Linked DNA regions of Mus musculus: all the other regions are linked to region 2. A link is a loop called in an ENCODE intact Hi-C map of the cell type or tissue named here. Cell type or tissue: left cerebral cortex. All regions are shown on one strand. Region 1 has its middle 8.5 kb from the start of n-TWcca5. Region 2 holds the start of B9d1 (B9 protein domain 1). Region 3 holds the start of n-TWcca5 (a tRNA gene). Region 4 holds the start of Usp22 (ubiquitin specific peptidase 22). Region 5 has its middle 22 kb from the start of Tnfrsf13b. Region 6 overlaps Slc5a10 (solute carrier family 5 (sodium/glucose cotransporter), member 10).

Region 1 (5,000 bases), 88 kb before region 2:
CCCCCCATTTGGGGAAGCAGCAGGCTAGCCTAACTCAGCATGTAGCTGAGGTTAACCTTGAACTCCATATCCTCCTCCTTCAACTTCCCTAATGCTGGAAATCCAGGCTTGCACCGTTGTGGACCAGGCTCGATCTTTATGCAGTGTTGGGAATGGCACTCAGAGGTGCTGGCATGCCAGGCCCGACTCATGAATTTTTATGGAGTTCCTTGGTTTGGTTTGGTTTAGTTTGGTTTTTTGAGACAGGGTTTCTCTGTGTAGCCCTGGTTGTCCTGGTTGTTCTACAGACCAGACTGGCCTTGAACTCTGAAATCCATAGTGCTGAACCCACTATGATCTTGCTAAATGAACATAGTATCCAACTTCCCTCTAAATTCGCATCTCTGTACCCACAGGGCAGCTCTCAGACCTCATCAGAGAAACTCTTGTAGTGGATGGCAGTTAACGCAAAAAACTCACAGAGAATAAGAGTCTGAGGAGTGCTCAGCCACAAATGGATCATCTGAATCACACTCCCTCCGAGACTCAGGGACCACCATGGGAGAGGAGGCAGATACAAAGAGCCAGAGCGTGGGGAGGACCAGAAGGAAATGGTGTCGTCTGGGCATGACAGAACCGCAGCACCCATGAGCCTAGCAGCTGTGGTTGCACAAGATCAAGCCAGGCTGCATCCTAGCATGGAGAGAGATGTCTCATGAGCCTCACCTTTAGCTCAGGTGCTGTTGGTAGCTGGTGGTTTCTGGGGGAAAGAAAGTCAGTTTCTTTAAGGATGCAGTTCCTGGTCAGCCATTGGATGGCGCCACACAAAAGCATAAGGGGTAGGCACAAATGGGACTCTATGAATTATGTTTTTAAAAAACAAGAGAGAGTAGAAAGTTGAGATGGGTGGGCTTGTTATGAAAGGAGTTAGGAGGAGTGGGGTGGTAAATACAAACCAAATTTACTGATTCAGGAGCCCAGGTATAGCAGACACTGAGACATCAGTGACTGAGGGACAGAAAGGATAGACGCTCCCTTGCCACTGTCACTAACTGGGCAGAGACGGTGACCTTCGGGTTGACAATCCCCAGAACTTCAGAGAGTGTTAGCCCCTTTGAGTACATACATATGGGAGCTTAAAACGTGGGGAGGGATGTGAAATGGAAACTTCTGGTTTCTTTGGAAAGTCAGGTATGTCAAATGATGTTTTGCTGGGACAAACACAGGTGAAGGGATGTTTTCCTAAAGCAGATATATAAAAGAATATTTCACTGAAGCAGACACAGGTAAAAGGATGTTGTTATAGCAAACATGTGGAAGGACCTACGTTGTTCAGAAAGAATATAAATATGACCCACAGACAATGAAAGCTTGAGCATTGGTTTGCTTTGTTCCGTCTCGCAAGATCTCGCTGACAACACGTGTGTATTGGTTCACCTTACATTGCATTGTTGAGCTTTGCTTGTGGTGACTTCACAGAGAGAAACTGGTCAAAGAACTTCTTGTGAGGTTCCTGTGGCTTCTTGCCACTTCAGTGGAGTCAGCCAGTTGGAGAGCCTTGCAGTTTCTTCTGGATTGAGTTGCCCTTGCTGGTTCCTGTGTGGTATCTGCCCAGTGGCCTGAACTGCAGCTGCTGGTTCCTGTGTGATGTCTGCCCAGTGGCCTGAACTGCAGCTGTTGGTTCCTGTGTGGTGTCTGCCCAGTGGCCTGAACTGCAGCTGGTGGTTCCTGTGTGGTATTTGCCTGGTGGCCTGAACTTCAGCTGTTGGTTCCTGTGTGGTGTCTGCCCAGTGGCCTGAACTGCAGCTGCTGGCTTATATTTGGTGTTTACTAGTAGACTGCACTGAGAACAACTAAGGTTGGAATCGCCTCAGAGAACTATTTCTAAACAGGTCCACTTCCCCATATCCTAATAGCCTTTCTGTTTGTTTGTTTGTTTGTTTGTTTGTTTAATGTATTTTAATAGCAAACTTAAGGAACAGCACAGAAGACAGACAACATTAAAAACATGTACTTGTATGTAGGGCAACTAAGTTAGAAAAGTATAGTGAATGGATGGAATCTACTGTGTGATAAAAATGCTACAAACACCATTTAGTTGCCATCAATAAGAAATTTACTTATTTTTTTAAAAATCCAAATGCTGGCATTGTCCAGAAAATTTTAACAGGTTTATTTATAATTGCTACAAAGTTGAACTGTTGAAATGTGTTCACTGAAACATTTTGCTTGCATTAATGCTTTACATCTTGCACTTATATTAAAAATTCACACACAAATGAACATGAAGAAACTGCCAATACCTGATTCTGTCCCCTATGTTTCCACTCGCAATCATATACTTAGGTACCTTTGACCCCATGGAAAAAATATCTAACATTCAGAACTACTGATAACAGGAAGAAGAGGGAAAAAAATTTTTTAAGAATGAAATATTTCCCCTCATAGTGGACTCTTAAGCACATTCTCCACGTATGCTAGCTAGCTGGATATCTTTTGGCATAATTGTTACACGTTTGGCATGGATAGCACACAGATTGGTATCTTCAAAAAGGCCAACCAGATAGGTCTCACTTGCCTCCTGCAAAGCACCAATAGCTGAACTCTGAAAGCGCAGATCTGTTTTGAAGTCCTGAGCAATTTCTCGCACCAGACACTGAAAGGGGAGCTTGCGGATCAGAAGTTCAAGGGACTTCTGATAGCATCTGATTTCAGGGTGTGCCACAGAACCAGGCCTGTAACGATGAGGTTTCTTCACCCCTCCAGTAGAGGGCGCACTCTTGCAAGCAGCTTTTGTAGCCAGTTGTTTCCTGGGTGCTTTACAGTTGTTTCCGGTGGATTTGTGGGCAGTCTGCTTTGTACGAGCCATGGTATGGACACCTCCTTACTTACCCCCTCCTTCTCCTTCGGCTGGAGCTCGGCAAGAGAGAGGCGGCGCTGGCGTTGAAGAGCGGCGGCTGCGGGACGAAGGCTGCGAACACCCTAATAACCTTTCTTTTCCACTACCTCTGGTGGGTGGTGGGCCAGAGGAGAGGTTGAACTCTTATTAAAGTAGGTTAAGAAAAATATATGCCTACAGGGGTGTGTTGCTTGCACAGTCTGAAATTTGAGCTTGTTGCCTCTCCCTTCTGCTCATAGACTGAGCTGGTCTGAAGGCTAAGACTGAAGTGTAACAATGTCAGGTTCAAAGAATATTCCAGCTCCCCTAATTCCAAAAGGCAGTCCAAATATCCACAATGAGCTCAACCTGGGCTATAGGAGGATATCTAGAGGCTAGATAGAAGCCAGCATTCCTCAGGAACTTGGGGAACACCTTCCCTCCACCAAAAGCAATCAGTTCCCTTTGCTCTGGAAGAAGGGACATCAATGGCACCTATCAGCTCATCAAAGCCCATGCTGGCCTCCAGACTCCCTCGGTGTCACAAGTACCCGGGACACATTCCAGAGTCCATGCTAGCATCCTAGCCCTTCTCATTTCTTGGGCTATATAAGCAACCTCATCCAGTGAGTTGCTGGGAGACACCCAGCTTCCCTAAAGAGCCAGCAAAGGCTTCTCTCCAATGGTCTTCACTTGTCTTCTGTTGTGAAAGTTGAGATTGTAACACAAAGAGGCAAAAAAAAAAAAAAATGACAGCAGAGAGCAACGGAAACAGTCGAGGTGGGTGCCGGCAACTGAGCGGTCATCAAGCCAAGCTGGAAGAGAAGTTTCGGAACCAGGAAGAAGCCAGGGCAAGAGAAAGGAGAGGCTAGAGAGGGTGGATCCAGACAGAGGCGGATAAAGGAGCCTAGTGTGGTAGCTAAGTCTGTAATCCTGGAAATTGGGAGGTGGGGATAGAAAGCTCAGGAGTTCCAGGTCAACCTCAGCTATATAGCAAGTTCAAGGCCAACCTGGGTTATGTAAGTCCCAACCACACAGATAAAATAAAATAAAATGAAAACAATAAACGGGTTTAAAGACCCAGAAAACAGAAACTGCAGGCCCTACTTAGCAGAAGTGTTCCAAAGAACAAAGGAGCAAGGGTCTCAGACCTCAGGATGAGAACTGTTAATTCTGGCTACTGTCAAGGGGGATCTTTTCAGGTACCCGAGGCCCTAACCAGACTGTAACACTAGAGGGCGCCATGCTCTTCTGCTTCACATGCACACTGCCAGCTGTTTGGACATCCTGAGGACAGACTGGTTAGCACTTGAGGACTTTGTCCTCACCGCCTGGGCTTTATATGGTGGGTCGAGCAAAAGAGCCCTCAGCCAGCTGAGTGAGGACAGCAGAAGCAACAGATGTCTTTCCTAACTGCCTCCCCTGGTCATGTGACCCTGCACAGGCTCTGCTTCTGGCCTTCGAGAACTAGAGGGACAATGGCAAGTTCTGGGTCTCCACACGCTGCACTGATGTTTTACCTCCATTAATGACATATACAAAGGTGTTCACAGCCACTTTCTGGTGAGCACCCAAAAGGGAACTGCCTCTTGTGCTGGTTAGGTTCCTACTGTTTGCTTGTTTTTGTTTATTTGTTGGTTTGCTTGTTGTGTGTTCAACTTGACACAAACCTAGTTGTATCTGGGAAGAGAGAATCTCAACTAAGGAACTGCCTCCATCAGACTGGCTTCTAGACAAGTCTTTAGGACATTTTCTTGGTTGATGATTGATGTAAGAGCATCCAGCCCACTGTGGCAGGCGCCATGCCTGGGCAGTTAAACCTGGTCTGTATTAAGTCAGCTGACTGTGAGCCTGAAAACAAGCCAGTGATCATGGTCCGTCCATGGTCTCTGCTTTGGTTCCCACCTCCAGGTTGCTGCCCTGCTTGAGTTCCTGCCCTGGCTTCCCTCAGTGATCAGGATGAGTGAGCCAGATATAAATGCTTTTCCCCACTCCTTTGCGTTTGGTCCTGGTCTTTATCACAGCAAGAGAAAGCAAACTAGGACACCCCAGGCTTGTACCAACTGGAGCAGGGACTGCATATGATCTGTCTGTTCTAAATGATAGAAGACAACTGGGCAAGGGAAACTTGCACTCATGAGGG
Region 2 (5,000 bases):
ACCTGCTCTCCACAACTCCATTAGGCCTTCAAATCTAACACCACTTGGGTGACTCTTACACTACCAAGTTCAGGTGCTAACATAACATGAGGTACAACCCGGGCCACCTCTGGAACAGCTTGTGTGCTGACTCAGGAAACACTTCCCAGGAGATTCCACCTCAGTGACGCTGGTCTCTTCTTAGTCACGGCTAATTTATCTCCAGCTGAGCAGCATCCATTGTCCCAGCCAAGCAAAGGTTTCACTTCAGCGTGTCTGGTCTCTTGTCAATCACAGCCGATTCTTCAGCCCAGCTGACCAGACACCACAGATTCTGCACACAGAAGGCCCAGTGGAGTCTTTGCTTCCCTCTGGAACGTCACAAGCCAGGCCTCCATCATCTGAACTGCTCTCAACGTTCTTATCTTCCTACAGACCAGCTCACTGAGCTCTCAACGCTCAATGGCTCTTCAAACCCAAAGCTCCAAAGTCTCTCCACAGTCCTCCCGAAAACAACATGGTCAGGTCTGTCAGCCATGCCCCACTCTCCTGGTACCAACTTGTCTTAGTTACTATTGCTGTGATGAAACACAATGACCAAAGCAAGTTGAGAAAGAAAGATTTATTCAGCTTACACTCCCATCATGGTTCATCAACAAAGGAAGTCAGGATAGGATCTCTAACAGGGCCGGACATAGAGGCAGGAACTGATGAAGAGGCCATGGGGTGAAGGGATCTGCTGCTTTTTACTGAAGTTAGAATCATCAGCCTTGGAATGGACTCAGCTCACAGTGGGCTGGGCCCTCCCACATCAATCAGTAATTAGGAAAATGCCCCACAGGCTCACCTACAGCCCAATCTTAAGGAGGCATTTTCTTTTTTCTTTTTTTTTTTTAAACAATATCAGCCAGATATTGGTGGTGCACACACACTTTTATTTATTTATTTATTTATTTATTACATGTAAGTACACTGTAGCTGTCTTCAGACACACCAGAAGAGGGCATCAGATCTCATTATGGGTGGTTGTGAGCCACCATGTGGTTGCTGGGATTTGAACTTCAGACCTTCGGAAGAGCAGTCAGGTGCTCTTACCCACTGAGCCATCTCACCAGCCCCCAGGAGGCATTTTCTTAACTGAGACTCCTGTCTCTCTGATGACCCTAGCTTTTGTCAAATTGACATAAAACTCACCAGAACATCTACCAGGGTCCTCGAGCACTCTACAGCTGCTGGGTGAGAGCCTGGGGATGCTTTTCATTATCTTACCTCTGCAGTGATAAGGAGAATGAAACATTTTATAAAATGAGGGTTCCTTGATGAAGACTTATGGCTTCACTCATATGCCCAAACCAGGAGCATACGGTATCTCCTGCTATGGATGCCTTTAGTAACTAGATGGGAACATTCTCCTACAGGACAGAAAAGGCCTGAGAGAGTACAGGTACCAGTGACTGAAATCATCCCCAGGTTTGTTTTCTCATAGAACTCAGGATCACCAGCCTAGGGTAGCACCATCCACAGTGGGCCTGGCCCTTCTCCACCAATCACTAATTAAGAAAATGTTCAACAGGCTTACAAGCCCAATCACATGGAGGCTTTCTCAATCTTGGTTCCCTCCTCTCAGATAACTATGGCTTGTGCCAAATTGACAAAAAAACTAGCCAGCACAGACCTCTTCCTAAATGTCTCATCCTGTTGGTTTAGGACAGAAAAGCCTTATCTAATGAGTAATTTGGGGATTGAGAAGGCTTCCTTTCAGTAGCCTGTATCTTTCCAACGCTTTCAGTAAAGAACAGCAAGTGGCAGCCACCGGCTAGGAGAGAGGGGCCTAGAGCCTCTGCTTGTATGACTCTTGGCTCTAAGCTAAAAGAATTTCTTACATGCTTGCACCTCGGCCCACCTAGAACGCTGTGACCACATGCCTTTCCTCTTCCCCATAGGTGGCTTTGGGAATCCCGCCAACTGACTTCCAAGCTAACAGTTAGCGTGACCTGGTGTCATTACTGCAGGCTGAGCTCCCTAAAGTATACACATCTGCATCCGTTTGTTTCCAGGCTCCCTCATCATTAATGTGCTCTTTGATGTTTCCTTATAAGCTCTGAAAGTGAAGTCTGATTCTGCAGCTAAATTCCTGTAACGAATATGGCTAAATTACCTTCCAGGTCTGGATTTCAGTCACGCCCTCCAGAAAACTGAGATGTGTTCAATTTTATTTATTAAAGAAGTAGTTCCCAAATATTTTGCACTGGCCGGGCAATGAGGACCAGGCATTCAATGCCCCTAGAGTCGAGCTGGGGATCTAAAGGCAAGAAGCTCGCATTAAGCCACCTTGAATTGGACAGTGATAGAGTAAGTGCAGTTGAATCCAAGCACTAACAATGGTGTCTACCGAAAAGGATGCTGGTGGCTTGGGACCAAGCTCTGACATCCCTGAGCTACCAGTGATTTTCCAAAATTGGGTGACTGGTTCCGTGGGCTCCAGCTTCTCATGCAGGACGCGGGACTTGGACAAATGGAGTCTCCGGGTTTCGATGACAAGAGCCTCATAGGGCTGAAGGGCGCATTCTTCACCTGAGACAATGTGCTGGGTGATGCCCGCTGGACCACTCCCGCGCACCAAGCCTTCCAACGATGGCGTCTTTGCCGTCGCTGTGTGTGGCAACAGCGACACCACCTGGAGAGAGGTAACTCTAGCACGTGACTTTCCGCGGGCCTGAGTGCCGGTGCTGCTTCTTCTCAACATCCAGCTTTGCAGCCTGCGAGCTTCAAGCATGGCCAGACGAGTGAAGTCACACAGTGCGGGTCCGTGGACCCGCCCCTGGGGGTTAGGTTCCGCGCGACAGACACGGAGGACAGTGCCCAAAGCCATAAAGACTACTGCGCCTGCGCACTCTTACCTTTGAGCGAACTCGTCACCGCTTGAGAAATTTGTCCTAGACGACTTACCGTCTGTTTCCAAGACAACCGAGAGCCTCCTGGCAACAGCGCGCGGCCTGCGCCGGTCTCCCGGCCCATCAGTGCAATGGCTGCAGCAAGTCCCAGCGTCTTCCTGCTCATGATCACCGGGCAGGTAGAGAGCGCACAGGTAAGCAGTCGTGGACTCCGCCCGGGGACGGCCTGTTTCTCTCCCCGGGCTCTTCGCTCAGCTCCTAGAAAGCCAAGATGCTCTGAGCATCTCAAATAAATGGAAAGGAGAAGCAGCATTTGAGAACCTTGGCTCCAGGTAGATGAACCGGACAAGCTTGAGTGAAAACAGACCTCGAGGCGTTCAGCTGGTACCACTTGGATCCTGTTTACTTGGTTGAGTGGTGGCCTAGGACTAATGGGACTGAAGACTCAGCTGATCCATTTAACAGCTGGGAACTTACCGGAAGGCAGTGGCCAAGGTGGGATTTGACCCGGTCCGTCTAAGAGACAGAACTTTGCTACATTATTCTTCTGGGCTGCTTGTTGAAAATGCCCATTATTCCTACATATTCTGAGGTTTGGCTGACATGCTTTAGGTTCTGCCAAGTCTGAAGCTCAGTAGGTGTTCCTGCCTTCCCATTCATTGGTACTGCGTCCTCCCTGTTTTCCTCTATCCGATTAGAGGATGTCTGGGCTGCTTACTCTGGACACCTTCCTTGGCGTCTGCCCTGGGCCTTCCTTTCTCCGGGACCCTCAGTTTTAGCCATGTTCTTTGGCCCTGTAGCTTCTGGGTTTCACGTGAGCATCATTTCTGTAGAGCTAATTTGTGCCCAGCACTGGAGATGCGCTGAGGCATGAAACCTGTTCCTTCTTCAGTCTAACAGGGTTATCAGATAGACATTAGGTACCCACATGCAGAAATGCAGAGAAGTGAAGGGAGCCAAGCAATGATCCTTAAGCCAGCTAGAGACTGAAGGGGAACTCTGAAAGATGGGCAAGGGGCCTACCACATGTGGACTGAGAAAGACAAGACAGAAAGTAGACCCTGAGCAAAATAACCTACGGGTATTGGCAGTCTGGGACTAAGCCTGACTTCCTGATTTCCATTCCCTGCCCGCCCTGAAACCCATGTCCACCTCCTCAGTCCCAGATGCCTCGTGTTCCTAATTCCTGTCCACTGCATCTGCCTAGCTAATGTGTGGGCCCAGTTTGCCCTTTCTAGACAGAATCCTGTATACTTTTTCTCTCAGTTTCCAGAGTATGATGACCTCTACTGCAAGTACTGCTTTGTGTATGGCCAGGACTGGGCCCCAACAGCGGTAAGTTGGACTCATGGGCCTCCTCTGGTTAGAGCTTTGGTGATTCCTGAATCATACCCTTCTATTCGAGACCAAGAGGTAGACACTAAGGTCAGAGATGACCTAAACATTGCATTTGTTTTTGGGGGAAAGCTAGTTTATAGAATACAGTCACTACTGGGTTCGCTGGTGTACCCCTGGAGTCTGTTAGTGGCAGCTGAGAGGGACAAGTAGCAGCCTAACCAGGCAGGCTCTGGAGAACCACCTGCCAGTGGCTTTGGACAGCATCAGCCAATACCCCCACCTGAAAACAAAACATGGCCCCTTCTCAGGCAGCAGAAAACAACCAGGAGCCAGGACAAAATGAAGGATCTCTTCTTAAGGTTTTAAGGAGTCTTTTTACCACAGGAAGCGGCTGCAGTGCAGACCACTATGATACTATACAATAGTTTAAAAAGTGGAAGCCAAACAGGATAGCATATGCCTGTAATCCAGCACAGAAGGCTGAGGCAGGAGCATCTCTAGGAATTCAAGGTCAAGCTGGGCTACATATATAATACCAAACAAATGGAAAAAATAAAATTAAAGCCCGACTTCTTTGAGCCCAAGTTTCTTCATTTGTATCACGGACATGTTAATATTTTTTGGTTTTTCTAATGCTTTCAATATATATTAGAGATTAATTCCATTTTAAATTATGTGTGTGTATATATCTGTGTATGGGTATGAATGCAAGTGGCTATTGAGGCCACAGGTCAGATCCCCTAGAGCTGTAATTATAGGATGTTGTAAGCTGCCTTTGGGGCTGGAGAA
Region 3 (5,000 bases), 95 kb before region 2:
AGCTGAGAAAAGTAAGTTCAAGGCAAACAAGGAGAGATCTATATTAAAGCACAAAGCTCTGTGTTGATTGCTCACACAAGCCCGGGTAACTGGAGGGAACATGGGTGGAATCCGAGGGTCGAACCAGGGCGTTAGAGGCTGAGTCAGCGCACCTTCCCCTTGATTCTGCTAGCACCTCCTGTAGGTCATCACAAGTCATCGCTTTCTCGAGCGAGCATTCGGGTATTCGTAGTCTCAAGAAAGGGAAAAAAGAGGGCTGTCTTATATGGCGTGAGAAAGGCGATTTGATCCGATACTGATCTCATTTCTTCTTTATGACTTGGTACTTACTCTATTCTGTCGTGGTTGACGGTGAAAAAAAACCTAACTTGACCCCGACGTGACTTGAACACGCAACCTTCTGATCTGGAGTCAGACGCGCTACCATTGCGCCACGAGGTCACAGCAAGCTTGCGACTCTGTGTCGCTAAAGGCCTCGCTTCACCGGCTCGCTCCTGGGCTCTGAGGTTCGGAACAGAGCGCTGTCGCTCGTCTGAGCAGAAGAGGAGTTCGGAATGCCGCAGCTCCGACAGGAACGGCGTCCGGGAGGATGCCAAGCTGACATTCGGCGACAGACATTTGGCTCTTCCTCCTCCGTCTCTCGCGGTGACCCTCGGAGCACACAGTGCTGGGTGAACACTCACGGGAGAGGGGACGCCGGAGGGGAACTGAGGGATGCTTGTGAACCGGGAGCTTCCCGGGGACCGTGGGACCGGGGACCCAATTGACAGCCATGCACGGCTGCGGGCCCCGCCCTGTAAGATGGCGGCCGCCTCCACGGAGGGCCTGGAGCGGTCAGGCAGGAGTGAGGGGGATCAGGCAGGACGGTTAGCGAGGACGGGGACAGACCGGGCGGGCACCAGGACCAGGGCGGCTGGTCTGGGATGACGGAGACCGACCGACCGGGGGAGCACCGGGACCAGGGCAGCGGGTCCGGGATGACGGAGACCGACCGACCGGGGGAGCACCGGGACCAGGGCAGCGGGTCCGGGATGACGGAGACCGACCGACCGGGGGAGCACCGGGACCAGGGCGGCGGGTCCGGGATGACCAGGACCCGGCAGGCACTCAGGCGCCAGCTCTGGTTCCCAGTCCGCTAGGAAGAAATGCGGGGACTCGAGAGAGCGACGCCCAAGCGAACGGCTAGATAAACAAGAAAAAGCCCGGCAGCTTTACTAACTACATAAGTAAACATTTCTTAGAGGAAAGAACAATATGTGGGAAATATTGCTATTATCTCCCGGCGCTGTTCCTTCGTCCGGATTGTGGCCCGTACGTATACCAGTGCACAGATCACACACAGAAAGCATCCTAAATGAAGGGCAAATGCCTAAACAGCGTTAACAATTGTACTTTTTAAATGCGCATGTGCATATGTGCTAACGCACATGGTTTTGGATGTTTTGAAAGTCCTGATAAATACATACTCATAAACTGAGATGCTCTTACCATCTTAAAATCTACTAAAATGATATCTTTGGATCTACTAAATGTTTCATAAAACCTTAAAATGTTGTTTACATAAAACATTCTCTGGGGGCATACGGTTTTAAAACGTGATCAAACTACGAAATTTAACATTAGATACAGATACATAGATTTTTTAGTAATGATTTCCTTCCTAAGCAAATTGTTAATATTCTGGACAATACTAACAATGACTTTGGGTGGCTCACAGTCATCTGTAACTCCAGTTCTAGGAAATCTGATGCCCTCTTCTGGCCTCTGTGGGTTGCTATGGGATTTCTTTTTCAGGACTTAATAAATAAATAATAATAAATTATTATTATTATTATATGCATTAGGCCTTTTACACAATCTTTCCTGACTTTTACAAACCAGATACAGCTGCATGATGGTATTAGCACTTGAGCTTCCTTCCTTTGGCCACACCTCTCTATTACTAAATTTAAATTTATAAATTTATATTAAAGTCAAAAGTAGTGTCACTTCTTTTTTTTTTTTTTAGGATTTATTGGATTCTCAGAATCAAACTTTTTTCTTTTCTCTCTCTCTTTCTCTCTTCCTCTTTCTTTCTTTCTTTCTTTCTTTCTTTCTTTCTTTCTTTCTTTCTTTCTTTCTTTCTTTCTTCCTTTCAGCAGGTTCTACATAGCCTTGGCTATCCTGGAACTCACTATACAGACCAGGCTGGCTTCAAACTCATAGCAATCCACCTGCCTCTGCCTCCTGAGTGCAGAGATTGAAGATGTGAGCCACCATGTCTGGCTAACTTTAATTTTAGAAGCTGTACCATAGCATGTCGTCCAAGAGACAGCAAGAAAAGAAATAAGAATCAGGGTCTCTGGGGTGGAGAGAGGTGTCCCTTTCATCCACTCTGTCAGTCTTCAAAGAGACCAATCAGGTTAGACTGTCTGTCCTTCCTGTCTCTCTAACCCACACATCCTCAGGCAAGCCTCAGTGTAGACACAGAGATCACACGCAGACACTGGCTTTAGTCCCCAGCTCCTCTGCCCTCACTCCTTCACTGGCTGGAGTTTAAAACAATTGCCAACCTTGTCACTCTCCTAGTAACAGCCCGACCATGAGCATCTCTGAAGTTATTTCTTTTACCTTAGTGAAAAGGGGGTTTCTTGCCTAAGACACTTGAAAAAATTCATAGTAAACAACCAAGAAAACCTGGGGCCAGTGCTAAGAGCAGGTGCTGCTCTTCCAGAGAACCTGGATTCAGTTCCCAACACCTGCCTTAAAGTGGCCAGCATGGTCCTGAAATTCCAGTTCCAGGGGATCTGTCGCCCTCTTCTGGTGTACTTGGGTACTGCATGCACCTGGTCCAAATACAAAGACTCAAGATGTGTCCCTCCTGTCCCTGTCCCTGTCCCCTTGCACTCCTCTCTCTCCCTCCATATCTCTCTCTCTCTCTCTCTCTCTCTCTCTGTCTCTCTCTCTCTCTCTCATAAGTAAATATATTTTTACAACACCTCAAAAATTCATGTACTAGATTCAGAAAAGAGGCTCACTTATATGAATGAATGGATTTTTTGTTATGTTTTCATTTTTGTTTTTTGTTTTACATTTCCATTCAGGTTAAAAGTGCAGTGAGAAAGGCTGCTTTCTTTGTTTCTAATGCTCAAGGCAATAATTTCTTTCCTAGAAAACTATCGCCATGCACTTGGAATGGGATTGTCTACACTAAATGAATAAGGAGAAACGGAGAACAGCTAGGGAGGATACAATGCACCAGAAGTAAACATATATGTTGGCAGAAAAGTGGGGAGACGGGAGGGAGCACTGTGAGCCTGCAGGTGACAGCACTCACAGAGATGGTGAGCCAGGAGCTGCACCTGAGTTCTTGTCACCCTCTTGTGTGCATGGGAAGGGATAGAGATGAGAGCAAGCCATGAATGAAGATGGCGTGGGGAAATCTGTGGGAGTGGTACTCTGGGGACCCAGCAGCCCTGGGTCCTCGAGGAACCCAAGTGAAGTAGAATCCAATGGAGAGAGGCAGATGAACAGCCCGGATCAGGCTGACAGATGTTTTAGATGTTTCTGTCCCAGTTTTTATTTTTTCCCTCTAGAGAATGTGTACTAATGAAGCAGTAAGAGGGCTGAAGATCTCTGGCTCTGTGAGTTAGGACCAGGGTTCAATTTCCCACACCCCACATGGCAGCTCACAACTGGCTGTAACTCCAGTTCTGAGGCATTAACTTCCTCCTCTTGCCTCTGCAAGCACCAGGCACACACATCCTGACCCACTAAGCAACACCCGGTCTCCCCGCTAACTGCACTCTGGACTTTTCCAGCAGCAGCTCCTGGGCTTTTGAGTGTTTCGGAGGACCGATGCGTGTGGAGCCGCACGGGTGGAGAAGCAGACAGCTGTGAGGCACACCTGGCCAGATGTGCGCCAGCTGGCGGGAGTGGGCATGGCTTAGCTGCTCCTCCATGCGATGACTGCTTGGATGTTGAGTAGTAGATTGACAGCTGGAGCCTGTGCACTTGTACCCACAGCAAGCTCTCCCCTGGAGGAAGATGTGAGGAGCACACCTAGGACGGCCTCAGCATCTACTGTGTGGTCCATTTTCAGGTTTTTCCCCTCTGTGTTTTTTGTTTTGTTTTGTTTTGTTTGCTTGTTTGCCCATCCCACTGGTCCTTGGGAAGTGGCAACCTCAACCGTGAGTTAATGCCAGGGTTTACACATGCTAGGCAAGCTCTCTCCCAACCGAGCCTTATCCGCCACCCATAACAAGAGGAAAATCAAACAGCACAAACTAATCGTTCTGTCTTTCCTCTCAGTCCTCCCTGCTTTGCAAGATCCTGTGGTCTGGGCTTCTGTTTTTCTGATGATGTTGGTCCGTGTAGCCCCGTGTAGATCTAAGTAAGTGGCTTTGGAAGGTTCATATCTCTTTTAGGACCATGTGTTGCAATCCCTAATCTGTGGCAGTACTGAGAAATGACGTAATCTTTAGGCCATGGGACCTAGCAGAAGGAAGTTAGATCATTGGCACCTGCCTATGAAAGGTGTGCCCTTCCCCCAGCCTTGAGTTGGCCTAACAAGTCTCCAAGGCTGGAGCCTTTCTGTCTTCCCGCCTGAGCCTTGAGGAGCTGGCCGCCCACTGAGCTTACTTTGCAGCTCAATCCGGCTGAAGCAAGCAACAGAACCCAGCCAAAACAAGGGGATGTGTCCTTGGGTTTTCCTATATATATTCAGAGCTGAATATTAAAATTTGAACCTTGATCAGAGAACTATGCCTCGGCTGTTATTTCTCTCGTCCGCACATCCTAATTCCATCCTCAGCTCTTATTCCAGGTATACCCAGTTCTCCGTAGTCGCCGGACAGATACAGAAAGAGACATTAAAGCCCTGGCCACTGTCTGTCCCTTTGTTTCCTTGTCACCAGGAGGTGAACAGGTGGAACATCATGTCCCCACCATGATGTGCCCAGAGCAACAGGGCCAATTGATGACAACCGAAACCATGAGCCCAAAGAAACCTCCCCTCCTTT
Region 4 (5,000 bases), 330 kb before region 2:
TTTATTACATTATCACTGTACCTTGTTCAACTCACCTCCAATACTACCCTCTCCTTCCCCTCCCTCTCCCCAGATGTCCCCCTTTCTGCATCGCTGTGCTTGTTTAGAGACCTCTGGGTCTATACCTCAGAGTGTGGTGGCTCAGTGACCAGGTCTTTGAGAACTCTCCACTGGTTCACAGAAGGCTGCAGCAGTCTGCATCCCCACTGCAATTGTGCATAAGGCTTCTCCATGCATTTGCTCTCCTTTCTCTTCAGGGTACCTAGTTTGCCTGGGGTAAGATGGAATTTCAGCACAGTTTTAACCAGCCTTGCTCTGGTGGTTGAAGAGGAATACCTTTCCAGATATTTACTGGTCATTTGTATTCTTTGTTTTTTTCTTTTTCTTCTTCTTCTTCTTTCACCACCATGCAAGGCCAAACTTTTTTTTTCTTTTTTTTTTATGACTCACTGACTTGTAAAATGAAAACATTCTAAGTCGGAGAGAACTTCAGGAGTGAAGTTCTGTTCACAACCTTAAGTTTGGGCACCTTCAGAGCATAGCTATCTGCCTTCATTTCCTAATTTAGTCCACCAAAACAACACAATTTCTGAGTGTTGTCCTGGTGTCCCAACTCTTGGCTGTGAAGATCACTTAACAAAGAACTTGTAGCACGGTGGAGATTTAAACATTGAGCTGAGCAGCCCTAATTAAAAAGGAAACTTTTCATTTCCTTGTGTAGTGCTATACAAAACTAAGAGTCTGGGGAGATGAAGAAAGCAAAACAAGGAAAGAGAAAGGGGAAGATTCCTCCATTTAATCCCAATGTAAAAATGACTTTATAGCACATCTCAATCCAAGAAGCAACAGAATGGATCAGTGACCGTTTACTGCTGTGATCCTAGTTCTCACGAGGCTGAGACAGGAAGACTGGGTGGTTAAGTCTGGACCACAGAGAAAGGCTCCTGTCTCAAAATACAAAGTAAGACAACTCTAGTAATTTTTTTATCATATGCTTCTATTACCAAAACTCTTGCTCCAATCCTAAAAGACTCTTACAGAACATAAGCCTTTAACGCCCTCAAAGACTTATATTATGGCCACGATTGATTTAAAAAGGGGGAATTTAGGCCGGGGTGGGAGTGGGGGGGGGTGTGGTTTGCATTCACCTTTAATCCCATCGTTCTGGAAGCAGAGGCCTGTGGATCTGTGTGAGTTAGAGGCCAGCTATCTACAAATCGAGTTTAAGAACTGCCAAAGGCAGCCGGGCGTGGTGGCGCACGCCTTTAATCCCAGCACTCGGGAGGCAGAGGTAGGCGGATTTCTGAGTTCGAAGCCAGCCAGGGCTACACAGAGAAACCCTGTCTCGAAAAACCAAAAAGAAAAGAAAAAAGAAAAAAGAAAAGAACGCCAAGGGCTATAGAGAGAAGTCCTGCCTCGAGAAACTAAAGAGGGAGAGTTTGATGCTTAACATGAAACACCCAGCAGATTTGTCAGTTCTCCCGTTATAAAATGCTACTCAAGATAGAAACAATCAAAATTTTCTATTCCACTTTTCACCTTCAAAATCAAATTGTAATTATGAAGTTTTTTTTAAATTAGAAAATAATGTTTTCCCATCTCCAAATCACTAATAAAATCATCATAGTTGCTGAGATTTACAGGACCCAAAACAACAAAATAGCCACTCTCGAAGGCTGCGGTTGTCAATCACCTCCTACGTCCTAAAAATCTCGCTTCTCAACTCGAGTGCGCGGAGGCCCTGCCAGCCTCAGGTGTCCGCGAAGGGTCTCAGCCCCGGGAACGAGCTGTTATCCACGGAACTACCCTGCAGACCCCAGGCCCCCACCACTACCTTTACAGACAAATACTCCTCAATGGAATGTCCAGACAGATCTTCCTCCTCCTACTCAGATACCCCTCCCCCTCCCATCGTGGGTTCCACCGCCACACTCCCAACAGCGTCCACTAGGTGGTCCCTGGACCCCTCCCAGCACCGTGATGCTTCCTCTAGCCCCCTCCCTGCACCACGACGCTTCCTCTAGCCCCCTCCCCACGTTGCGAGGTTCTCCTTAGTCCCCCTTCCTGCACCGGGATGCTTCCTCTAGCCCCTTCCCTGCACCGCGAGGCTTCGCCTTGCCCATTCCTCGGCCCCACCCCCTCACGGCAAGGCTTCCCCTCACGCCCTCCCCGCAAGGCCAGGCTCCCTCCCCACGACTACCAGGCTTCCCCTCTCCCTCTCCCACCTACACTCCCCGCTTCCCAGCCCGCAGAGCGGCGCAAGCCTTGGGCTCACCTTGCGCTTGCGAGCCTCGGCAGTTCCGCTCCACACGAAGCACTGGTAGATGGCCCGCAGGTTTTGCTTCCAGTTGTCCACCTTGAAGCTGCCCAGGTGCGAGCAGCCAGGCGGCGGTACCGCCAGCTCAGCGTCCATGGCCTCGACCTCAGGCTCCGGCCTGGCCACCATGGCGGGCAAGGCCCGGGCGCGCGGGGCAGGCGGCGACGGGGGCGAGGACGACGCCAGGGCGGCGAGAACAAAGCTGGGGGACAAAGACCGCGTTGAGAACTCAGGCAGGCTACAGCAGCACCCACCGCACGCGCAGCACCCTCTGACTTCGAGGAGGGCGGGGCGAGGCTGGGCGGGACAGGGCGGAGCTGTCCGCGGGAAAGGATAACGTCACCCAGGCCGGCGGCCTTAGTGCGCAGGCTCCGCTGCTCTAGACCCCGCCTATCAGCCCTCCTCTCGCCCGCTGGCTCCAGAGAAAAGCCGAAGGCCTCGGGTTGGGTCAACAGGGTCCCGCCCTCGCGTCACACCATTGGTGGTTTGCCGGTCTAAGACACGGTCTGCGCCTATTATAGGCTTTCGAACCGCCTCCGGAGACGCCAGCGATTTGACGTTTCGAGTCTCTCCTTGGAAGGCGGGGCGTGCTGAGGATTGGGTAAAACTGAGTGTCAGTCAGGCCACTGAACCGGTTTGCACCGGCCTGAGCTCTGCCGCAAAGAGGCGGGGCGACGGAGGGGTGGGGCAGGGTAGGGCCTGCGTCTGCGAGTTCTCTGAAAGGAGGGTTTCTAGGTTCTGTTTGTTGGTCCTTGGAGTTCCTAGTGTGGGCGTTTCTGCAGAGACTGCCATCTTGGCGACTGTGTTGGGTACCGCAATGCCACAGCTGGAGATTGGGCGTGGCAAGAATACAGATCTTCCCTTCCCTAGGATATTATTCAGCGTTATCCTATTGAACTAGAATGCCAACTGGTATACGAATTTTTTTAGTGGCTACATTTTGTACAATATTTTGCACCAAGAAAGATAAAATTAATTTTAACAAGCAGTCAAATAAAGACAGAATATCAAGTCAAATTTTTACATTGGCTTTGAAATATCGTGTTATACAGGTTTGGTATAGCAATTCAATTTGTACTAGCCACATTACACTCTATTATTAAGTAGGAACAGTATAGAGCTATGATGCATTTAGCTCTCCTATCTGAGGGTTACACAGATGTGCAGCAAACCAACTCAGAAGAGAAAATATTGATCTTCTGCCCTACAAATTGTATATACCGAGTAAATAGACACCTCTCTCCTGTTATACCTTAAACAGGATAACAGCTAGGTGTCAAACTCAGGCAGACAGGTACCCATGATGTGGAGCAGTGAAATAATTCTCCAAGACAGAAAAGGCAGAAGAAGTAGAGAGTTCATCGGTGTACTGCAGTAACAGCAGCTAGCAGACAAGACAGCCGAGAAAAATTGCCGACAGGCATTTTGATGTCATGGTTCCGAGGAGCAATTGCAGTTGTGGCTTGTCCAATGAGTACCAGCTTGGTCTTAGAGCAGTGATGGTCGTATTCAGGCTTAGATATGGCTTAGCATGCTATCTTAGTTGGCATTTGAGTATCACCCAGAGAGGAGTTACAGCATAGAGAAGGGGGTGGGTGGGGGTTGGTGTGTCTGTGTATATGAATATTTTGGGAGCTACTCAGGTTGAGGCAGGAGGATCATTTGAGCCCGGAGTTTGTGGTCAGCCAGAGCAAATAGTGAGACTCATAGTAAAAAGAGGAAGGGGTGGGGTGGGGAAGCTGGTAAGATGCATACAGACCATATAGGTTAGAGGCAAATATTACATCATTTTATAGTTAGGACTTGAGCATGAGGGTTTTGGCTTACTAAAGGACTTCTGTGTGTGAATGAGTCACTCAGGGCATATTGTGAGGGAACATACTCACTCACACACACACACAAAACCTTTCAAGTACAGTCATTGTCTTGGGAAGCCCTTGGCTTACATGTGATGCTGTTCAGGTATTCTTATCCCACTGCTGGCTATTTTACTGCAATCCAACACAGGTGGGACAAAACAAAACAGCAACTGCTGCCAAGACTTCCATGATCCGGAAGTTGTGGAGTTTAATGGACGGAAAACTAGAACAAAGACTCCGTGTTGAGCAGTGCATGCCTTTGATCCTAGAACTCAGGAGACAGAGGCAGGTGGACCTCTGAGTTGAGGCCAGCCTTGGTCTACAGAGCAAGTTCTAGGAGAGTGAGAGCTACATAGAGAAACCCTGTCTGGTGGGATGAGGGGGACCTGGGTCTAGGACAAATTAGCAGACATCCAGAGCCCCTTCCTAAAGTGCTTTCCACCACACCCCAAATCTCATACTCCCTCACCTGCCAGGCTTCACCAGAAACTCCCTGTACAGTGAAAGTGTTCCATTGTCACCCTGTTGACAATGGCAGTCACTTTCCCACCCCACCCCCACTACCTGATTCACTTGAAAGAATGTATCACTATATCTGTCAGGGGACAGTTACTTGTTTAGTTTACCTTTTTTTGTTTGTTAGGTATGTGTGTGTGTGTGTGTGTTTGGGGGTGGGTACAGCTTAGACAGGGTCTCATCTTGCCCAGATTGACCTCAAACTCACTCTGTAGCTAAGGATGACCCAACTTCTGTATCCACCTGCTGAGTGCTGAGATTATAGGTACACATAACTATGCCCAGTGTGTGAGGGCCTAGGGACCAAA
Region 5 (5,000 bases), 400 kb before region 2:
GGTTGATAAACCACATCTTCTGGGAGTAGCACTGTCTGCCTCAAAGGGTAATTCCCGTCAAAGTTTTTCAAAGTTATATTTTGAAATGAGCTTGCTAACCAGAGGGTTTTTATAAGACATTTTTCATACATCCTTAGTTTTGGGTAACCCACGGTCATGGCTTCAGCTGTCAATCAGATACAAAGAGACACCTGGGAAGTAGGAACCTCAACTGAGAAACTTACTAGACTACACTGGCCTATGGCAATATCTGAGAGGCATTTTTTTTAATTGCTAATTGACTAGGAAGGCCCAGCACTCTGTGGGTGGTGCCATACTTGGGCAGGTGGGCCTGGGCTGTGTAAAAAAGGCAGAGGAATGTGAGCCTGGAAATAAGCCAGTGAGCAGCATTCCCCACTGGCTTCTGTTTTAAGCTCCTGCCTTGAAACTTTTCTTTATACTGTACTGTAACCTGTTAGCCAAATAAATCCTCTCCTCTCCTCTCCTCTCCTCTCCTCTTTCTTTCCCTTCTTCCTGTTCTTTTTCCTCCTCCCCTTCCTCTTCCTCCCCCCACCCCCATCTCTCTCTCAGACAGTGTCTCACTGTGTACTTCTGGTTAAACTGGAACTTACTAAGTAATCCAGGCTGGGTTTGAACTCTCAGAGATCCACCTGCCTCTGCTCTGCCCCTGTTCCTGCCCCTGCCCCTGCCCCTGCCCCTGCCCCTGCCTCTGCCTCTTGCGTCTGACTCAATGCTGCAACAGGAGCCTTCTGCACATGTTTATTGGGAGAGCTTGATTGCAGAGGCGTGTCTTACACCCGGATTGGTTATGCATTCTACCTTATTTGCATGTTCCTCATCTGATTGGTTATTCTCTCTCGGTACCTCACAGAACCTCATTAACATACCTCATTTGCATGTCTCACATCTGATTGGTTATTCTCTCAGTACCTCACAGAACCTCATTATCATGCCCGGGCCAGGCAGTATCTTGGCAAAAAACTTTACTGCATATGTACACATTGGTTGTTTGCCCAAACTTATGCGTGGTGGCCAGCAGTAGCCAGCGTCACTCTGCAACGGCACATGTGGCTTCCCACACCTGCCACTGCCCCTGCCCCTGCCCCTGCCCCGCCTCTGCTTCCCAAGGGCTGAGCTTAAAGTTGAATACAAGGACCTCCGTGCCCTATTTTAGTTACTTTCCTGTTGCTGTGATAAAACACTGCATCCAAAGCAACTTTTCAAAGGATTAATGTGGGCCCACACTTCTGGAGGGATAAGCGTCTGTCCATCCCCATCACTGTGTGGAGGCATGTCAGCAGGCAGACACAGTGGCTGGAACAGCAAGCTGTGACCTCACAGCTTGACACAAAGCAGAGAGCAACTAGCAAAGTACAGCTCCAGTGGCGTATGTCCCCCAAGAGGCCACATTTCCTAACGGTGTCACCAACTACAAAGGAAATATTCAAATGCAAAAGCCTGTGTAGGGGGGAACATTCTCCTACCCTCCACCCCCCCCAAAACAATGGTAACTCAATCGCTGTGCAGCAACTAAAATCCTAGTCTGTAAGCCTTATTAAATCTAAATCCTCCTGTGGCGAATCCTGACGGATCGACCATTGAAACCGGGAGACACTAGTAATTACATCTGTCCTCGCGCTATTCCCATCCAAAAAGCTGTGGGGAGCATTCTTACTCAAACCATCACATTCCATTCTTTGGCTCTCATGGGGTCATGAACATATTGTAATACAAAATTTATTTATCTAAACTTTACAGTCTTTCACAGTCTTAACACTGTTTAAAAGTCCAAAGCTTATTCTGAGATGCCAGGCAGTCTCTAAATTATTTGTAACCCTCTGCAAAATCAGAAAGCAAATTACATACTTCCAACTTAGAATGCCATTCTAAGAGGGAGAAATGGGGCCACAGTGAGGGAATACTGGACTAGAGCAAGACCAGATGCCAGCAGGGCAAACACCAAATCCTATGGCCCCACACTCAGTGTAGAAGGGCTTAGACGGCTCTCTCCACCCAACTGTACTGTCTAGAACATACTTCTACTTCGTATATGCAGTTTTTCTTAGCAGCCTTCAGCTTTGGCACCTCCAACATCTTGGGGCCTCCAGTGCAATCCAGGCTTCACATTCACAGCGGGGAGTAGCCGGAGTTTCAGCATAAGGACTTGGGCATGGTCTGGCAGACTTTGTTCAAGGTCTATTCTAACAATGAGGTGTTGAGCCAAAAGTTGGCCTTCCCACAGGAACAAGAGAAGGACATTTTCTCCCTTCTGGGAACCCATTTTGCTGACTGGAAATTTGCTCCAGGGTAGTTTCGAGCACACATGGCTGACATGCCCTGGGTCACAATGGCAGCAAAGCCCTTCTACCGGGGGCTGGGTTTGTTTCCTCTAATCATGTCTAACCTTTGACATTACAAGAAATTGCTATCTACAGTGTTCACACGTGAGAACATGCAGTTGTGCCACGATATCCCCCTTTCAAAACTACCCAAACAAACAAAAAGCCAATCTCATAATCTTGCGAGAAACTTTGGGATTTCGTACTGGGCCACGTTCCTCGTTTTCCTTCACTGCGTGCAGACAGCTTCCGTGGAACTCTCTTCTACATCGGGACTGAACCAGAGTGCCACTAGGTGGCGCTAGAGGATTGCCTGGGCCAGTCAGGGACTGGTCGGTTGTTAATACCAGTGTGCCGACCTACAATCCTTGCTTCGGTTTTTCAGCTTTTTTCCAACTGGACACTTTTGTCTCTCATTTTCTGAAGACCATGAAGAGTTTGTGCAGTAAAGTTGGCAAGGGATTCTGGAGACTTCGGTCTAGTCTCAAAGCTTTTGCTTAGTGTCAGTGCCAGGAAGGGCAGTCTGTAATACAGTCAAAATGGCTTGGCCTTCCCGACGCCCAGGGTCTCCTTTGGATACTTGCTCAGGCTTTTAGCTATCCAAGAAGGCAGGGTTCTCAGAGACTCCGTGTTATCGCCCATCACCAGTCATAGTTAGTGGATTTGTCTGCAGCCTTCTTTCGTTCCCTTGAACGGTCTTGATGGAACCTCACCTCATTGTCTCCTGCTATGATCATACAGGCTCTGTATTAGCATCCCAATGGAGCCCGGCCTGGCGGCTAACTTATGAATATTAACTTTATCAGCCCAGCTGTGTGCTAAAGACCAGATTGAGACCTGTCACGTGTGCAGCAGGCAGTTAGGATTATATATCTACTTTTCCATGTTAGGTCAAAAGCCTCAACGGGTCCTTAATGAAGGTGGTGGAAAATACTGAATAAACAACCCTCCTCTGGGTTGTACTTGAGACAGGTCAGACATGGGAAAGGGACATGCATTTGGTGGTGCCACCCATTAGCCACCCATGGAGGCAAAGGGTGTTCTCTGCGGGAGAGGGCATAGTCATTATTCCAGGTTCCCTATGTGAAGTTCCTGAGTGAGTATGTGGGGATAATGCAGCTCCGAGAGAGAACCCTGCATGTAGAGAGCAGTAAGGGGCTGGGGCAGGAGAAGCCAAGAGGGAGGCGAGAGCAGAGCTACCTGGAGGCAGAGAAGCCAGTGTTTGAGTAAAGGCTGGGTGCACAGAAAGGAAAGGTCACCAAGGGTGTCATATGAGCCGCATATGGTGTCCAATCACAGTGGAAAGCTGGGGGGGGGGGGGTAGGAGGAGCCATGAAGTATATAGACTACGAAGGCAACCCAGAGTCCTTCCTAAGTTACCCACATAAAGGTTTAATTACAGGATGATCACAGCTCAATGTGTCTGAGGTTGCCAGAATTCTTGATCTATTAGGAAGTAAAACAAAATGGTCGCTCTGTGTGTGTGTGTGTGTGTGTGCACGCGCTTTGTAAGTCTAGGGATCAAATTTAGACCAGTTTTTGAGATTATGTGCCAGGACCAGTCATAGAGGTCAGAATTCCATCATTTAGGTGCTTCTGAAAGCAGGTGACCTCGCTGATTGACAGGGCCAGTCAGTAAGTCTCACCATACTGACACAACTGAGGTGTGCTCTAAGCTGAGCATCCCTTTCCCCTTTGTGTTAGACAGGCCAGATTGAAATCATGTGCAAGTCTACACATGGAGACCGTGGGAGTCAGGAAGGCCAGGTTACCCTGACCATTCATTGTTTTACTGCACAGCCAAAATCTTTGTCAGCTGGGGTAGACTTAAACTTAAAGGAGAAACTTCTCAAACCCAAACTAGCTAGGAATCACTCAGTCATTAAATACAGCTAGGTGCATGCGCCAATCTGACCTGCTCCAGGGTGGCAGCCAATACTGGGACCAGCAAGGTGGTTGAGAGCGAAGACAGAAGACATCCTTACAACATGCATGGATCCAACCTGAACAAGGCACTACTGTCAGTCATATCCCATGTGGGGGTGCTCCTAGGATGGTGAGGTGACTCCTGTGGACCTATGGCCGTTCTCCTCCTCTGAATCTGCCACAGACTAGCCTCAGCCAGTGTCTTTCAGTTGCAAATGAGCCTTCAGTAAGGCCTCCAGCAAGGCACACCTTAGCTCATAGGTTTTGGTCTCACTGGAGCACAACCCTAACATGAAGCCTTCATGCCCATGGCTGGATCAACAACCAATCTCCAGGATAAAGAGGCCAAGGGAGTCAAGGAGAGAGTTCTCTATGGGGCATCAAGGTGTGGCAGGAGCAATGGGGTGAGTAAAGGCTTGAGAGTAGAAGTATTTTCCAGACCAGAATACATATATATTGAAAAGATTCATTAAAAATTAATGCAAGGGAAGACAGAGATATAGGGGACATTTTCTTGCTTTTGGTTGGTTGGTTGGTTTTTCTGAGACAAGGTTTCTCCATGTAGTCTTGGCTGTCCTGGAACTCATAGACCAGGCTGGACTCAAACTCACAGAGATCCACCTCTCTCTGCCTCCCAAGTGCTGGGATTAAAGGCTTATGCTGCTACTTCCAGACTTGGGGATAAATTCTTAGAGAATCCCTCCTTAAAAGGGACTGGGAATAAATTTATACAGT
Region 6 (5,000 bases), 210 kb after region 2:
TCTATTGCTCCCTCTATGCTTGCTTCCTCACTGGGATCCTGTCTGTGTGCAGGGTCTGTCTGGAAAGTGCATTCAGGGCTGGCCTGGTCACCCACACCCAAGCACATGGTAGGCACACGGCAAGTGGCATGTTTCCCTAGATTAGAGAATGGAGATGAAGCCTGTAGGCCATCCCATCCCATCCCATCCCATCCCATCCCATCCCATCCCATCCCATCCCACCCCATCCCATGGCACTACTGGCTGTGGTTGGCAGGACTGAGTCAGGACAGAGGCTGTGGTACTCAGTGCTGAAGTAATTTACTCTCTAGACCTCCACAGGGGAAAACAAAGGAGGGCTTGAAGGTGGGAGCCCATGCCTGGCTGTTATCTCCTTCCATCTTAAGGGCAGGATAGGTGCACAGTAGCACTGGGAATATAAACAGAGAGAATATAAATAGGATGGGCAGACAGTGTATCCTTTCTGCTTGACTTATTGAGATAGGGTCTTAGTCTGTAACCCAGGCTGGCCTTGAACTCATAGCAATCCTCCTGCCTCAGTCTCTCAGATGCTGGGATTGTAGAGATGAGTCACTAAACTCACCTATGACTTTCTAAGCCAACTTTCATAGTCCCAGGAAATGTCAATGGAAAGAAGGAAGAGGGAGAGAAAGTAAGGGGGTAAATAAGTAAGTAAGACCTGTGGAGAAAGGGGCAGCAGGAGAGATTTGAGAATCCAGAGAGGCGGAGGTAGAGCATGCATCCCCAGAGAAGAGCGACTGAAGGAGCCAAATGCAGAGTCCTGAGATGCTGGTGTTTATGGAAGTGCATGGAGGCCAAGTTGGCTGATGTGCAGTGTGCAACTCTAGGGGAGAGGGAGAGATGAGGCCAGTGAGGTAGCAGGAGCAGTGTGATGGATCACCTTGTGGGCTGCAGCTCGCCTATACTAAGGGGCAGGTAGTGTCATGCCTCACTTCCCTACTTTCCAGAGGTTAAATGACTGGCCCAGAGCCCCACGGTGATGGAGCCGCATTCAGACTCTTGGCTTTGAGCTGGGACTGTGATTTTCCACACCTGCCGTGTAAATCTGCATGCTGGTGCTCCAGTTTGAATAACAGCAGCAGGAGGGCCCTGTGACCTCTGCCTGGACAGGCTGTACAGACAGGCAGGGCGTTCCTGGGCTCTGTGTCTGGGCCTAGTGTGGCCCACGCACTTCAAATAGCTCCACTCCGAAGCCAAGACCCAGGGCGGGCCCAGCCTCTCCCAAACCAAGCGCAGCAATTAGTGTGCCTCCTCCCGCTTCCCCTCAGTCTCAGCAGGCAGCCGCCTGGTGCTGAGGCAGGACCTTGACTGACTGCTCCCCATTTACAGCTGCTAACTCGGAGTCACCCATAAGGCAGAGTCTGAAGCCACATCCTGGTTATTGTGGTTCTGACAGAGATCTTAGCTGACCTTGGCCTGGCCACCATAACCTTGGTGAAGGACTCAGCAGTTGGCAGATGAGCTGCCTCAAGGCCCCTCCTATGCACTGAGCGTCCCTCTGCCCTCTGAAGTCCTGCCCAGTGGCCCACTTGAAGCCTCCCAGTGTAAGGTCGTAGATGGGAAAGGAACCACCCACTCGGCCCATGTCCTTGTTCCTTCATCCCCAGCTCAGCTGAGAGATTCTGCAAAGTTGGCCCTGGCTACCCCCAGCTGATAACCCGACAGTTCTGGGGCTCTCTGACCTCTCATAGCCTAAGGCTGCAGTCTCCTGTCCCACCACTGCCCTGCAGAGCAGTTTCTCTGTCCCAGAGGCAGATGTGGCTGATTTTGTGAATGGCAGAACATGTTTACAAGTGTGCCCCAGTCCCCACCACTTCTTGTGGCTGACCTCAGAGATTACCGTCCTGAAAATGTCCTTAGCAATGGTCCCCAGACACCTCTTATGAGGCCCACTCTCTCTCCTTGGCACTCCCCTGACCATCACATCCTTTTCTCTACTGAAGCCCAGTCCCATCTCTTCCTCATTCAAGACCTGGCTCGCCTGTGTTGTGTATCCATCCACCTCCCACTGGAGAATGGGTCCTAGACAGGCCAGAAGCAGGCGTTTTCCACTCTGCCTGGCTTCCGGGAGGTAGGATTGGTGGGAAGGGGGTGTGGGTAAAAGGATGAACAGGAGAGGGACAGTCAACTCAAGTCCAGGCCCCTCCAGACTAGAGAGGAATCCCTACAGAAGGGAAACTATCATGCTCTCTGGGAACATCTAGGAAAGGCTGTGGTATGCTGTTGCTGATGCTGTAGGAAACAGGCAGCGTCCACCTCCCCAGGTCCTGACCTCCACAGGAAGCAGAGGACCAGGCTGGGCAGCCTCCCTCAGTGTGTGTCTGACTCAGGCTCCAGCTCCTCTCAGGAGCCTGCTGCTGATGGAGGTTAGGCATCCCCTACTGGGCCTGCTACAACTATGGGGCCTCCCCCAAAGCCCACTGACCTTCCCCCACAGCCCCAGGTTCCCTATCTGTAAAACCAGGTGCTTGGACCAGACAGGCCCTGAGCTCCTACTTTAAGATTGGAAGTGAGCTTCCTGCTTCTGACACTTCAGGGTCAGGTCCTAAGAGAAAGCTGTAGGCAGGTAGAAGGCCCAGTTAGACTTAGAGCGCAGGACTGGCAGGCATCATGAGGCCTTTGGCTCCCTCTAGTGGTAAGATGTGGCTCACTTTGAATAGCTCAGATCTCCTCCCCCTACCTTCCCTGCATCAGCATCAGGAGATTCTGCCCAGGTTACTATCTCTCCCTGGTTTCTCTAGCTGGTGCACTCACAAGTTGCCAGATGAGCTAGTCTCTAAGGCCCCTCCCATGCTGTGCTCCCGCAGCTCCCGACAGTTTCCACGCAGGCGCAGGCTGGGGGGCAACTCACCGATATCTTGGTGAAGACAGACAGCATCAGGGACAGGACAGATAAGTACGTGCGGATGCGCTGGCCACCAAAGCGCTTCTGAATGTATTCAGGCAAGGTGACGATCTGGGGAGGCAAAAGAGAAGAGGAACAAGGTGAGTATCGGGAGGGCCAGCCCCATCCAGAGGTCCTGTCCCTCCGGACTTGGTGAGGGTCAAGCCTCTGCCATGGCCCCAGGAAGAGACTCACCTCTGAAGATATGTAGATGGGTACAAACACCCATGCCAGAGCCAAAAGCACATATGTGGCCTGTGAGGACAGAGGCATGGGAGGGTTGTGGGCTCAGCACTCAATAGCCCTGCCCTGGCACACAGCCAGATGTGGCAGAGAGGAGTAGTGCTGAGGCTACCCCCCCCCCACACACACACGCCCCTCCTGCTTTGCTGTGAGAAGCTAGGAGCTTCTTACGGATGTCTCTGGACTGCCGGGCTGCCCAGCCTTCTGTATCTACAGACCAGCTGTCTGTGGCATACTGCGTGCCACAGTCTGGCAGGCCCTGACTGATACACACTGCTGGGAGCCCCCTCATCCAGGGACCAGTGAGTGTGGCTTCACCCTCTACCTCAGCCCTCCCACGGGCTGTGCCCATTCTCCAAGGCTCACATTCCACTCAAAGCCAGCCACAGCCAGGCCTCCGGCAGCACCCGAGCCGGCCAATCCTACGAAGAGGCCAGAGCCCTCGCTGCTTGCAAAGAGTGAGGCTCCGATCTGCAGGGGGGAAGAAAAAGTGATCACTGTGAGCCCATTACATCAGCTCCACCTAGACCAGAAACACCTCCTCCAACCTGGCAGGTCTAAAAGGAGAACATACCCTGTTCACATATAAGGATCCCAGGCTCAGGTGTACAAGTTGGGGTACCCATAGGTAAGCCACAAGGCCAAAATAAAAACCAAAAACGCACAAACAAACAAAAAACAAACAAACAAAAAACCCCAGAGTTTTTCAGACTCCAAAGCCCTTTACAGAACTTATAGCAGTTTGTCCCTACACAGGCAACTTGGGGGTCTCTTCCAGCCCAGGCTTATCCCATTGGGCTGGTGGTATTAGACAGGGACCTTGATTGAAGCACATAAAGAGACCTTGGGGGGACATAAAGAGTCCTCAGGGATACAGATCCTGATGAAGTCAGCCTGTGGACAAAGGAGAGGCTAGAAGGTGGGTGAACTCACCGGCCACCAAGCCATGTCCCGGCCCGCCAGGAAGTAGCCGCTCACTGTGTTCTTGTTGGCTCGACAAGCCGACTGCAGAAAAAGAAAAAGGCAGGAAGTGCATTGAATGGAAGATGCTTCTGCCTCTGGCAAATGCCTGACAGTCCCTGTGTACTCTGAGCATTGCAATGCATGTGACCCGCAAAGAGAAAACATGAACACACACACACACACACACACACACACACACACACACACACACACAGAGAGAGAGAGAGAGAGAGAGAATATTCACAAATAGCATTTTCCAAAATAGCCCAAAGTAGTAACAACTCAAAGTCCAGCAACTGATGAAGAAACAAAACAGGCATATCCACACAATGGAATATTATTCAGCCAGGAAAATATACAGTTAACCTGCCTCCAGTTTATTTCCTGTTTCAGAGTTGGGCTGTATTGCTTTCCTAAGGCAGAATTCCTATTGGTCAAGCAAGAGGGGTTGGTTTTACAGATGGCTAAAAACAAAAACAAACAACAACAACAACAACAACAGCAACAAAAAAGGCAACAAAACCTCTAAGTTGTCAACTCCAGGGTGACTGTCCTTTCAAGGCAGGGCAGGAGCAGGAACCTTGGGATCCTTTACGTTTTTGGTGCAAGGGACAAAGCAGGGGAAACTGTATCTACCATTCAGATGGAAACTGGCCTATTTCACAGGCAGCAGAGCCTCTTCCTTCTGATACTTTGGAGCGTCATGGAAGAAGCTGTTTTCACACTGGGGAAGTGGAACGTCAGTGTGACTGTCTCCACTTTGCTTTTTAGAATTGCTATTGTTATTTTATGTGTGTAGGTGTTTTTTGCCTGTATGTGTGTCTTGCACCATGTTCCTGTCTGGGGCCATCAGAACCCAGAAGATGGTGTCAGGTCCTCTGGAACTGGA

The links. Peaks named below come from ENCODE experiments on the same cell type or tissue, not always from the same donor. Only the 100,000 strongest peaks of a DNase experiment are listed, where the experiment ranks them.
Region 1: it touches region 2 in a loop (8-fold over the local background); 35 of 42 quality-filtered maps call a loop at or near these places.
Region 3: a loop joins it to region 2, with 6 times the contacts of the local background. A loop is called at or near these places in 35 of 42 quality-filtered maps.
Region 4: it touches region 2 in a loop (2.7-fold over the local background); 6 of 42 quality-filtered maps call a loop at or near these places.
Region 5: it touches region 2 in a loop (3-fold over the local background); 5 of 42 quality-filtered maps call a loop at or near these places.
Region 6: it touches region 2 in a loop (7-fold over the local background); 19 of 42 quality-filtered maps call a loop at or near these places.

What each region holds. Positions count from the first base shown.
Region 1 is chr11:61,413,968-61,418,967 of GRCm38, forward strand. It overlaps the pseudogene Gm12271. Among named protein-coding and RNA genes, the nearest start is that of n-TWcca5, 8.5 kb to the left of the region's middle. In left cerebral cortex, CTCF peaks have their summits at 788, 2,752 (motif pointing right) and 4,085 (motif pointing right); DNase peaks (open chromatin) are centred at 2,721 and 4,098.
Region 2 is chr11:61,502,205-61,507,204 of GRCm38, forward strand. B9d1 (B9 protein domain 1) reads left to right here and starts at 2,940. Exons shown (of 7, transcript NM_013717.3): 1 at 2,940-3,067; 2 at 4,140-4,208. The coding sequence starts at 3,005. It overlaps B9d1os (a long non-coding RNA gene), which reads right to left and starts at 2,882. Exons shown (of 1, transcript XR_141098.4): 1 at 2,181-2,882. In left cerebral cortex, CTCF peaks have their summits at 927 and 2,680; DNase peaks (open chromatin) are centred at 2,144, 2,837 and 3,667; H3K4me3 peaks cover 1,867 bases; H3K27ac peaks cover 1,799 bases.
Region 3 is chr11:61,407,547-61,412,546 of GRCm38, forward strand. It overlaps n-TWcca5 (a tRNA gene), which reads right to left and starts at 441; the gene lies at 370-441. In left cerebral cortex, CTCF peaks have their summits at 191, 1,753 (motif pointing left) and 2,807 (motif pointing left); DNase peaks (open chromatin) are centred at 450, 749, 1,215 and 2,792; H3K4me3 peaks cover 1,898 bases; H3K27ac peaks cover 1,633 bases.
Region 4 is chr11:61,172,440-61,177,439 of GRCm38, forward strand. Usp22 (ubiquitin specific peptidase 22) reads right to left here and starts at 2,620. Exons shown (of 13, transcript NM_001004143.4): 1 at 2,276-2,620. The coding sequence starts at 2,446. In left cerebral cortex, CTCF peaks have their summits at 1,942 and 3,121; DNase peaks (open chromatin) are centred at 1,272, 1,906 and 2,817; H3K4me3 peaks cover 2,688 bases; H3K27ac peaks cover 1,837 bases.
Region 5 is chr11:61,101,860-61,106,859 of GRCm38, forward strand. No RefSeq gene overlaps it. Among named protein-coding and RNA genes, the nearest start is that of Tnfrsf13b, 22 kb to the right of the region's middle. In left cerebral cortex, a CTCF peak has its summit at 2,635 (motif pointing right); a DNase peak (open chromatin) is centred at 2,635.
Region 6 is chr11:61,712,164-61,717,163 of GRCm38, forward strand. It overlaps Slc5a10 (solute carrier family 5 (sodium/glucose cotransporter), member 10), which reads right to left. Exons shown (of 15, transcript NM_001382268.1): 2 at 4,082-4,153; 3 at 3,515-3,619; 4 at 3,101-3,160; 5 at 2,873-2,977. Among named protein-coding and RNA genes, the nearest start is that of Slc5a10, 5.3 kb to the right of the region's middle. In left cerebral cortex, a CTCF peak has its summit at 2,653 (motif pointing left); DNase peaks (open chromatin) are centred at 2,642 and 2,910.